Regions from separate parts of the Mus musculus genome. Here region 1 is linked to region 2. The links are chromatin loops, found by intact Hi-C in ENCODE. Cell type or tissue: left cerebral cortex. All regions are shown on one strand. Links, peaks and the distances in the headings refer to the core of each region. The heading gives the core; the rest is flanking DNA.

The links. Peaks named below come from ENCODE experiments on the same cell type or tissue, not always from the same donor. Only the 100,000 strongest peaks of a DNase experiment are listed, where the experiment ranks them.
Region 1: a loop joins it to region 2, with 6 times the contacts of the local background. A loop is called at or near these places in 16 of 42 quality-filtered maps.

The regions. Positions count from the first base shown.
Region 1 is chr2:146,411,997-146,417,369 of GRCm38, forward strand. It overlaps Ralgapa2 (Ral GTPase activating protein, alpha subunit 2 (catalytic)), which reads right to left. Exons shown (of 41, transcript NM_001033348.3): 17 at 738-872; 18 at 50-163. Among named protein-coding and RNA genes, the nearest start is that of Ralgapa2, 97 kb to the right of the region's middle. In left cerebral cortex, for the core only: CTCF peaks have their summits at 2,668 (motif pointing right) and 3,233 (motif pointing left); DNase peaks (open chromatin) are centred at 2,869 and 3,207; H3K27ac peaks cover 270 bases.
Region 2 is chr2:146,212,154-146,217,526 of GRCm38, forward strand. Cfap61 (cilia and flagella associated protein 61) reads left to right here. Exons shown (of 27, transcript NM_001369121.1): 27 at 2,442-2,879. The coding sequence ends at 2,642. Among named protein-coding and RNA genes, the nearest start is that of Insm1, 7.2 kb to the right of the region's middle. In left cerebral cortex, for the core only: a CTCF peak has its summit at 2,772 (motif pointing right); DNase peaks (open chromatin) are centred at 2,762, 3,638, 3,978, 4,435 and 2 more places.

The DNA of each region.
Region 1 (5,373 bases), core at 310-5,309, 200 kb after region 2:
TTTCACTTCCAGAAGTCACATTCTTAAGGTCAAATCAAAAGGTAAATACCTGCACTGGGGAGACGGCTCAAAGGTAAAGGGCCAGCTGTGCAAGCATGAGGACCAGAGCTCTGATCCCCAGAAGTCGTGGAAAAAGCAGGATGAGGCAACATGGGGCTGTAACCTGGGGCAGGGCAGAGACAAGAGCTTCTTTAGAGCTCACTGGTAAGCTTTCAAAGATCAGCAAAACGTTTCACCTCTAAATAAATGAATACGATGGAAGTCATCAAGGAAAGATAACACAAGTCAACCTTTGGACTCCAGACTCGCACATATACACACTAGCAACACATACACCTACTACCTACCTACCTACCTTCCTTCCTTCCTTCCTTCCTTCCTTCCTTCCTTTCCTTCCTTCCTTCCTTCCTTCCTCCCTCCCTCCCTCCCTCCCTCCCCTTCTCTCTCTCTCTCTCTCTCTCTCTCTCTCTCTGTCTCATTTAGAATAAATGTAATAAGCAATACTACCTGCTGCTTATCCCCATCCCAAGACAAAACCTATGGCTTTGTACTAATAACTGAGGACTCAGTCACAATTAGTCTCTGTACTTGGGAGGCAGAGACAGGAGGGACCTGCAAGTTCGAGGTCAGCCTAGTCAACAAACTGAGTCTTGGGCCTGCCACAGAAAAAGAGGGAGACCCTGTCCTCACAATTAATCCACCAGTTAAGCAAGCAACCGAAGCTTCCACATACATACCTTGAGAGGAGTCTGAGTACAAGCGCTCAGTGATGTCAGAGGTGCTGCTGCTCCGGGGCACCTGCTGCTGTCCTACCACAAGATAGTCACAGTCGGCTGCGGCGGTGCTCTCTGCCTGCTGGAACTCCTCCACTTCTGAAAGCATTAACACAAAACACCCAGGACTGGGGGTGGAGACTATCCAGACCATTTCACACTTAACTGATTTCAAACCCTAAGTTTCAGATTTCTCTTTAGAAACTAGACCGTAAGGTGATCTGCGTGCACATCATCCAACTTCCTGCTCCTTATCAGTAACACTCCACGCCGTGAGGGAGTTTTTCTTAATTCTAGTTAACCTTTTGTTTTCCAGGTGAAGGAAGGGAGCAAGAGAAAATGATAACTCTGAGTCATTTGAAATCTCCCAGCAGGAAGGAAAGACTCAGCCGTGTAGGAAGTGCATAGATAAATAAGTAATACTTGAGGAGAGCACAACACTAAACTAAGATGAAAGGAAACAGGAATCCCAACTGGACCAGCTCTTCTAATAGATAATGTACAATGTGCAAAGTAAAGTGCTAGTTAATACTCAGATTACAATGTACAAAGCTGAACTAGTCACTAAGCACAAACATCATCTACATGGTATAAAGTGGAAAGCCAAAGATGAGCACTCAACATTAGATAACCTTGCTAATACTTTACATCCTCTACTCCCTTGGAGAATGGGTCCCCTTGTAGCCATTTCTAAAGTGCACAGTTCATTTGAATCTTTTAGAACCAGTCATGGAACCCTACCCCCTCCCCTTCCACTCCCAGCCCCAGGATTGTATCACCTTCTGCCTAGGTCATTTGAGTAGTCTGATAACTAGTCACTGGCTCCTTCTGTTTGCTATTTTCTACATGGCTGTCAGAGAGGCCCCTCATTTTAATGAAGGTGTGACTGTCTACCATCACTCAACTCTGTGCTCACCTGCACTGTGTCACCCCTACCTCACATACCGATCCCTACTCACAGTGCAGGAGTTCCCACTCTCTGTAGCCTCAGCAACACTGATCCTCTTGGCACCTGCTTCCTTCTTCCTCCTGCTCCACACTCCCCTCTGCTAATCTCAGCCCTGTTCTCTGCCTGTCATGCCCATGCTGCCCCAAGCATGTATACCTCTTGTTCTACATCCTGCATGCAAAGCCACTGCTCAGCTCCAAACTCACTGATGAGGTAGAAAAAAACAACTTCATATCCCATGTCACCATGTTTTCCAAAAATGAAAAAAATAAATCAGTTAGAGCCTTACTACATTTTAAACAGAGAGCTCCCAAGCTCTGTCTGTATTAGCTACACTGACTATGTCACCTGGTTGCTCAGCTGAAATGGAGAGTCACTGCCAATGGGTGATGCTCACCCCATGTGAAGTCCTCCCACCTGCATATAAGCCACAGTAAAGGTTCACTCCAGCCGAGGAGATGTGTGAACACAGGATGACTCTGAGATTTCCACAAATGATTGCTGCTCTGCTTTTTTCTACCCAAATGAAAATTCCATTTTCTACTACACTAGTACATTACAAGGCCTCAAAACTATGAGCTTTGTGTGAGTCGTCATTATGAATCAAAGTTCCAACTAGACCATAGTTTAAAGATGGATGATAATGGGAACCTGAGAAAAAAGACAGGCCAATATGGCATGAAGGGGCAGTCTCATCTTTCTCAGGTCATCTTTGCCTTCTCTTGAGTATTTTTCCATAGAAGTCACACAAGGCTTATGCACACACTGCAGTCTACCCATACAAAGCAAAGACTAGGCTCTTTTCACAGGTCTGCTAGAATATTTAGCCCCAGGTCCCTACACTCTAGGGCCAGGCCTTCCGGTTATCTTCTTACTCTATATCACAAGATGGTGAAATGATACTACTCTATTTGTCATTCCTGTATCAGTAGAGGGAGCCCAAGAGCTTCCAAACTTCCTGAAAAATAATTGGCCAAAAATAATTGTGGACAGAGGGAAGAGAGGGTTTTTTTTCTTTTCTCTGAAGCCTGGTGCCAAATACTGGTGGATGCCAGTTTCTGAGTTCTGAGCAGAAGTAAATAAGAACTGAGCCAACTCTGGCAGCATCTTTGTAAAGATAAAGAACATCGCCATCTGGTGGGATGCAACACAGCCACAGCACCATGGCTTCCAAATTAGAGTGTCCCCACTGGTCCTCAGCACAGCAGACGGAGGACACAGAGCCTGCTACCACCAGCTGTCTGCCTTCCCAAAAGGCAGGCCTAATACATCTTTTAAGGCTTTGTTTTTGCAAAACTGTTAAGAGGGACTTCTCAGATGGAGAAAATCCAAGCCTGCAGAAAGAACTGGAAATGGCAGGAATGGAAGAATGGGCGAGAGAAGCGGAAGGAAAGGAACAGCCACATTCCTTGCTGTGTGTTACACTGTATTCAGCGAGAGCTCTATACAAGGGACAGGAGAATGATGGTTTAACACCTTTTCCTTCCTAATGGGTCTCGGGCTCCCTCTGCTGGCACGATGTTGTTGAAGAAAGTTCATGTTGGGCTGAGGCTGCTCCCATTCTACTGTGTCCATCTGAGTGGCTTTTTTTTTTTTAACTAATGAAAATGATTTTCCTACTGATGTAAAATGTAAAGACACAGGATTTCCTTTCAAACAAACAAAAAAAATGACATCTGAGTTACAAAACAATTGTGCAATAAATTTAGATTTGATGCATCCTGTTTTAAATGTCACACAATTTTTGTTTAAATCACTTTGAAGAACAGAATTCTGCCTCAGACTCAGTTCATTTATCCTCTGTGAAGTCTAATAACACTCGATCAAAAGCACTAACTTTCCTGTCTCTTGAGGATGTAGTTTCTCAACACCATTCCTAACCCACTGTTTTCTAAAGCTCCACTAAAACCATCAGCAAAATGATCATAAGGATTCGTGGCTTTTACCCCCACTGAGAAGAGTCAGCATGACTGAAGTAAATGTGTATGTTCTGCAGCTAACTTCTATTTTCTCCAGATGTCTGTCTACTTTTCATTCACTCTTTAATTACAGACTTCCTTATTTCATCTTATTAAATAAGCAAAAATTCTATGTTCCATTTATCCCTCATGCAAGGATGCACAAGCACAATTAGAATGTAAGGTCCTAGTTTAAAAAATACCACTGGTGATACCAACTTGATCTCACAAAAGCCCAGGAGATGCTTTCCATTTAGCACTCTCCATGTCCACAAGGTCCTGCTTCCTGAGAGTAAGTTAGTCCAGGTCCTAACTGGAAGAACTTCCATGGAGCTTGTGGAAAGACAGAGAGGCAGCTCAGCAAGGCCTCCCCTTAGGTCCCATATACTGGGATAAAGGAAGACAGTCTATCTGCTAGTTATAACCATTACAACATTCCCAAAAGAAAAAAGAAAAATCTACCCTTGCATAGCATGCAAATGCTACAGACTGATAAATGTCCCAACAGAGAAAAAAGTAACACTGCAAGACAAGCGGGAGGGACTGTTTTCAAGAAAAAGAGAGGGGACTCCCCAGCTGTCACAACTACTCCCAAGGTGCACAGATTTCTCCCTACTCATATTAATGGAAGTGGGTCATTTTGACTCTCCCCAAATTTAAACACCATTTGCTTCCCACACCTCCAGATCTACTACCATTGCTTCTATTATTACAATTCTGGTGGGTTGACTCACACAGATTAGAAACCAAAACAAAGACTTCTGCCATAATAAAAACAAAACTAGCAACCACTGACACAGTGAAACTAAAAGAAAAGCAAAAAACAAAAAACCTCAACTTGTAGCCAGCAAGAAGGAGAACTGAAATGACTTACTTATCATTTAGCTGCAGCTTAGCAGTAGATCGCCATCCACTCAGAGGTACATCAGAACACAAACCATGCTGCAAATTACCAGCCAAGTAGAATGGCTACTCACTTCTCTCAGCCTAGTCTACTCACGGGACAGTCACAAAGGACAATGGTATCACACTAACTAATAAAGCACACCTGGAGTCAGACTGAGAAGGCACTCATTACTGTACCTGTCACATCAAATGGCAGTAGCAGTTTGTCCTTAAAGTCACCCTGCTATAAAATCAGTGAAGATGGCAGAGATAGGGAGACACAGACCTGCTCCAGCCTGCTCCACTTTACAGGGCTATTTGCCCATCTGCACAATAGATCCTTAGGTCTGACCATCTTCTGGTCTAGGCTGCTTCCAGTGAGGATATTGAGTAGGATCTCTGGCTTCTACCTACCAGACAACCAAAAATGTCTCCAGATGTTGCCAAATCATTCCTAGTTGAGAGTCACTGCAGAAAGTCACTCAATTTCTGCTGGTGCCATGTACACACACACACACACACACACACACACACACGAAGAATTTGAGTGAATGAAAATATAACTCTGAATAAGAACAAAACTTTTACAAATGAAGAGATATTAATAGGAAGAATTTTTTTTTTCTGAGAACATATTCCAGAAAAACAAGTAAAAAAAACTTAAATGTAACAGTACGGAAATAAAATAGAGAAAGAAATAAAACTTTTTACATTAAAGATTTCTTTTTGGTGTCAATTAGCCAAATACCTAGCAAATTCTTTCCAATGCCTCATTCATCACCTCTAAGAAGATGCCTTTCCTGGACAA
Region 2 (5,373 bases), core at 260-5,259:
TGACTTCCAGGCAACTAGGGTGAGGGTCTTAAGCCCACACCCACAGTGACACACCTACTCCAACCAGGTCACACCTGTTCCAACAAGGCCACACCACAAACCATCACAAGCCTAGAGTGGTTGTTGTAGACAGCTGGCTAGGCGGGGGGAATGGGGAAAAGAGGCATGTTGTCTTGACAGGAGTAAGTTTTAGTCACCTATCATACAGCCTGGTAACTGACACTGATAGAAATGCCCAGTTGTTTCAAGTTTGTCATGAGGGTGGGTTTTAAATGTTCTCAGCACAGAGGTGGTGAGTGTAGATGGCGTTGGATATGCCACGTGGCCTCTGCATCTCATAGTGCATATGTGCATCATAACATCACACGGTGCCCCATGAATATACACTTGTCGTGAGTTAAAAATAAAATTTAAAAACAAGGGAATGTTCAGAAGACTAGAAAAAGCCAAGACATTATGCTAAGTGAAAGAAGCCAGACACAATAGGTTACACAGGACATGGAACACTTTGAGATGAGCCTGAGGCAGGTACGCAGAGGGTGAGGGGAAAAGACCACAGGTGCTACGGCCCTCCCCACTGTAGAGCAGCCTTGTGCAGTAACAAGCCCCACTTTCTGTCAGTTCAGTGTTCCATGATGATCAAATAGAAGCTCCCCCCCCCCAGAACAACTGAAGAAAGAGCCAGCTTCATGTAGACAACAGATTATATCCACGGGCTGTGCAGGCACCTTAATGCTTCCGGCTCCGTCTCTTAGGTCCGAGCATCCGTTGCCTCTCCCCAACCCACTGTTCAGCGTTCAGTCTCAGTTTCTGTGCCTTGCCCCGACTGTTCTAAACTCTGTGTTTATAATCTCCCCAACCTGGTCCTGTCTTGCTTAAACAGCCAGGTGATAACGTCCCTCCACTCAGTGTGAGCCCTCCATCTGTGATGGTACAGTAGGACCTCACAAATAACTATTACTATTAATTATTATGATTATGATTATTTCTATTTGGAAGTCGGTGTAAATACACTGTGACTTTGGTTTGAGGGATCAGTAGTCACTGTCACCGTGCTGGCAAGAGCACACCAGCTCAAAATCCTTAGTCACAAACCTGCTATAGATGGGCAAAACCCCACAGCAGGGACCACTCTGGGAATTTGAGTGGTGTGCAGGGGAGGTGTGTGCAGTTTTCAACTTGTGTGTTTGGGAACAAACGGTGTTTTGGTTTGGTTTGATTTGGGTTGGGTTTTTTTAGACAGGATTTCTCTGTGTAGCCTTGGTTGTCCTGGAACTTGTTCTGTAGACCAGGATGGCCTCAAACTCGCAGACAAGTGCCTGCCTCTGCTTCCCAAGTGCTGGGATTAAAGGCGTGCACCTTCACCACCTGCTATGTGTAAGAAACCTCTACACTTTGTGGATTAGGTGTAGTCTCAAATTACTTCATTCTTGCTGAGTCCTGTGTTTAAGGATGTTAATAAGAATTTGGGCTGAGAATGTCTGAGGTTCTTAAACTCTACCCCTTGGCCAAGATCCAAGGCAATAAACCACCTAGAAGGTTTCTTGACCAAATGTTAAAGCAAGCAGATAATTTTTATCTGAAAAACAAACAAACATAATGGACTTATAATTACTATCCTTGGTAAAATCAGGCTACCTGATAAATAGAATTCTTACAGGAAAACATAAACAGTGTGTGGCTGCAGTTGCTTGAGTTGCCCCAGGAAGGAGCCAGGGACTGGGGGTGGACGGGGCTCAGGACTGTGTATTCCTGTTGGCAGAGACAGTTTCTGTGATCTGCGATGCAAACTCTGAAGACAGGTGGATGATGGGATGACAGTTGCGCAACACTGTGAGTGTACTTAACTGTCCACTGGAAATGATAAGAATAACTGTGCAGTGTGTGTGTTTTGTCACCTGCTCTGGCTGGTTTTGTATGCCAACTTGACACAGGCTGGAGTTATCACAGGGAAAGGAGCTTCAGTTGAGAAAAATGCCTCCATGAGATCCAGCTGTAAGATCCAGTTCACTGTTCCATGATGATCAAATAGAACCCATTTATAGTCATAAATGGGGGAGGGCCCCTTGTGGGTGGGACCATCCCTGGGCTGGAAGTCTTGGGTTCTATAAGAGAGCAAGCTGAGCAAGCCAGGGGAAGCAAGCCAATAAGGAACATCCCTCCATGGCCTTTGCATCAGCTCCTGCCTCCTGACCTGCTTGAGTTCCAGTCCTGACTTCCTTTGGTGATCAACAGCAATGTGGAAGTGTAAGCTGAATAAACCCTTTCCTCCCCAACTTGCTTCTTGGTCGTGATGTTTGTGCAGGAATAGAAACCCTGACTAAGACATCACCTTTATGAAGAATTTCTACAAAGCTAGACAAAGCTCCCTTGGGGAGCTGCCTCTGCCCCACAGTGAGTGGCAGGAAGTTCTGACTCTGGTCTCTTAACTGCATTCACAGGAGGAAGACAAGCCTACCATGGAGGAGATAGCCTACCGGTTAGAGGAGGAAGAAATAAACCTGAATGAGAAGCCCCAGAAATACCTCCAAAGGGTTTTTGAGGATTCCATCTACAAAAGCCTGCTGGAGAAGAGCATCCTAGATTACCTTCATTACAACCAGTACCACCTGCCCATGTACGCATGGCCAGGCATCATTTAGCTGTAGCCAGCGCCCCACCCCCCGCTGGCATCACTTCCACTCTCTGTCAGCCAAGTGCTGACAGAACACCCCAACCCCCATCCCCCACTATTATACCCTTTTTTCCTCCCGTGTTTTCCGTGTATTCCAGTAGGTGGCGCTAGGCTGTGTGGCCCTGCTAAGCCAGGGAACTTTACAAACAGGCATGTTCAGAGCAGAATAAGCCACTCTAGCGATAAAAAGAGCTCCTACAAAGCAAAACTTGTTTTGTTTTGTTGTTGTTGTTGTTTTTGTTTTTGTTTTAACCTTGTGTGTGATTCTGTTCGATTTCCCGGAATGTTCTGCTGCCAGTTCCATTAACCCTATGTGTGCCGATTAATAGTGGGTGATATAAAAAGAAAATTATGTGCCAGAATGGGAAATTGGTAAACAGAGAAGGAGAAATTAAATCTGTAATCCCCCTTCAGGAGGAGCAGGTGGAACCTACCTGACCTTTTGAAACCAAGGAGGCTACTTTCAGAGCCTTCCTGTTTGTTTGTTTGTTTGTTTGTATTCATTTTGCTGACCATGAACACAAAGGCTAAGAAAAAAATAGAAGACCAGGAAATTAATATACAGATCTCAAATTCTGAAATGAAGAGGGACATTACTCTAGTTCATATTGTTTGACACTGCTCTCTGGAGGAGTGAGGTAGGGCAGGACTGGTTCCTCAAATGCCCAGTGTAGACCAGACATTTTCCCTTTCCTTCAGCCCTAGCAGAGCGGAGACAGAAGGATCGCTATGAATTCAAAAGCAGTGATCTATATTATATAGTGAGTCTGAGGCCAGTCTGGGCTGCAAAGTGAAACCATCTAAAGAAGAAAGAAGAAAAAAAAAAAAAAAGAAAGGAAGGAAGGAAGGAAGGAAGGAAGGAAGGAGCCTTCTTTTCTCTTCTAATTAAAGCAAGTTTTAATTGCCCACCCCCAAAGCATATGGACTCAGGCACAAACAGAAGCAGTGCGGCACAACCGACCCACAGTAGGGCTTGAAATTGTTTTTTATGAACACAAGTATGGGTTTTATCACCCCCACCTTCCCACTCACCCACACAAAGGCAAGATTCTCCCAGCACCCCCCACCCACCCACCCCACAAGGCAAAGTGGGCAGGGAGGTGGGGAACCAGAAGTCTACGCGCTCTGCCACAAGCTTTCTGAGCACTTAGAGCAACCAGGTTGTTTGACATTTCTCACAACAAACTTGTTCCAGGACACTGTCTTTTCTGCACCAGATAAAAGCAAGTCAATGTCACTCGTGCCTTTACACATGGGCTTTACACAAACGTGGGACTGTGATGGGAGGGCAGCGGTGGCCCAGCTGCTACAGACTAGCACTTGAATGCGGCCCAACCAATCGCTGCTGGCCCATGCTTCAGAATTCACACCCAGCACATATTTCAGGGGTGTCAGCTCAGGCACCAGACACTCTTCCTTCCCTTGTCCCTTTCCTGAGACGTCCTGGGTCAAACTCATCAGCAAATGTAGAGCATTTGGGTGCCAGGCCCTGGGACGCTGGGCTAGAGGTTACAGAACAAAGTCAGGGAGCTGGTTTAACAGTTATGACTTTTGTGAGCAACTATTACCATGATAAAGCCTCTAGTTACACAAAAGTGACCCCAGAGGACTACATTAACCTTAACAGCAAGTCCCTGCATAAATCTGCTAACTGCAGTGTTTTCTTTGCTGCCTTTAAAAAGGTAGCTGTGGGCATCACAACAGGTGTGAGAATATCTGAAGCATATCGTGGCCTACAGAGGGTGTCAGGTGACATTTCAAGCCTTGTCCCGCTCTTAGAAAGCAAGTTCCTGAATCTAGGGGGGTTTCGAATATATGTGCAGTCGTTAAGAACAAGTTTCCTAAGAAACGAAGCCCTCACAGCCTGAAACTGGCACAGGAAGGACTCTGGATGATAGAGCTCACACTAAAGATGCAAAGGGAACATCTCAGGGTCCTCACCTGATCTGGGGATTCTATTGTTTGTAACCAAAGAATATTGTGAAGCGGAACGCCAAAGTTAAATTTCCAAACACTGCTTCACAGATGCCTCTAATGTTTTTCTCGCAGATGTCAGTTCTTAAATAAGAAATGTAGCTTCCTCCTTGCCACAGATGGCTCCTTCCTTTTGGTTTTATCGCACTCAAATATCACAGGAGAGAGAGAGAGAGAGAGAGAGAGAGAGAGAGAGAGAGAGAGAGAGAGAGAGAGAGAGAGAGAGAGAGAGAGAGAGAGAATATGTTTGGAGGATTAAAATCAGGCAATCAATATTTACCCTTAAAGGGGGGAGAAAGGGAGGGAGGGAGGGAGGGAGGGAGAGAGAGAGGGAGAGGGAGAGGGAGAGGGAGAGGGAGAGGGAGAGGGAGAGGGAGAGGGAGAGGGAGAGGGAGAGGGAGAGGGAGAGGGAGAGGGAGAGGGAGAGAGAGAGAGGAGAGGGAGAAGACAGAATGCAATTGGGTGAGCCTGTCTTAGCAGGGCCAGGCCAGGGCTGGAAAGTCGCGTGTGTGAGGAGCTGTTGATTGTTTTCTGGCTGAGAGAAGTGAAGATAAGGCCGGCATAAAGTAAGCGCGGGGCCGGGGCGGGAGCCCGGCAGCTGTATGCTAATGTTCACAGAAACCCAGCCTCCGCGTCCCCCATTAAAGCAGGCGACCAGGAGGCCACACATCACTGAACAAATAGGCTCTCTCTAGACAAATAAAATAACACACGTTGGCCTGTTT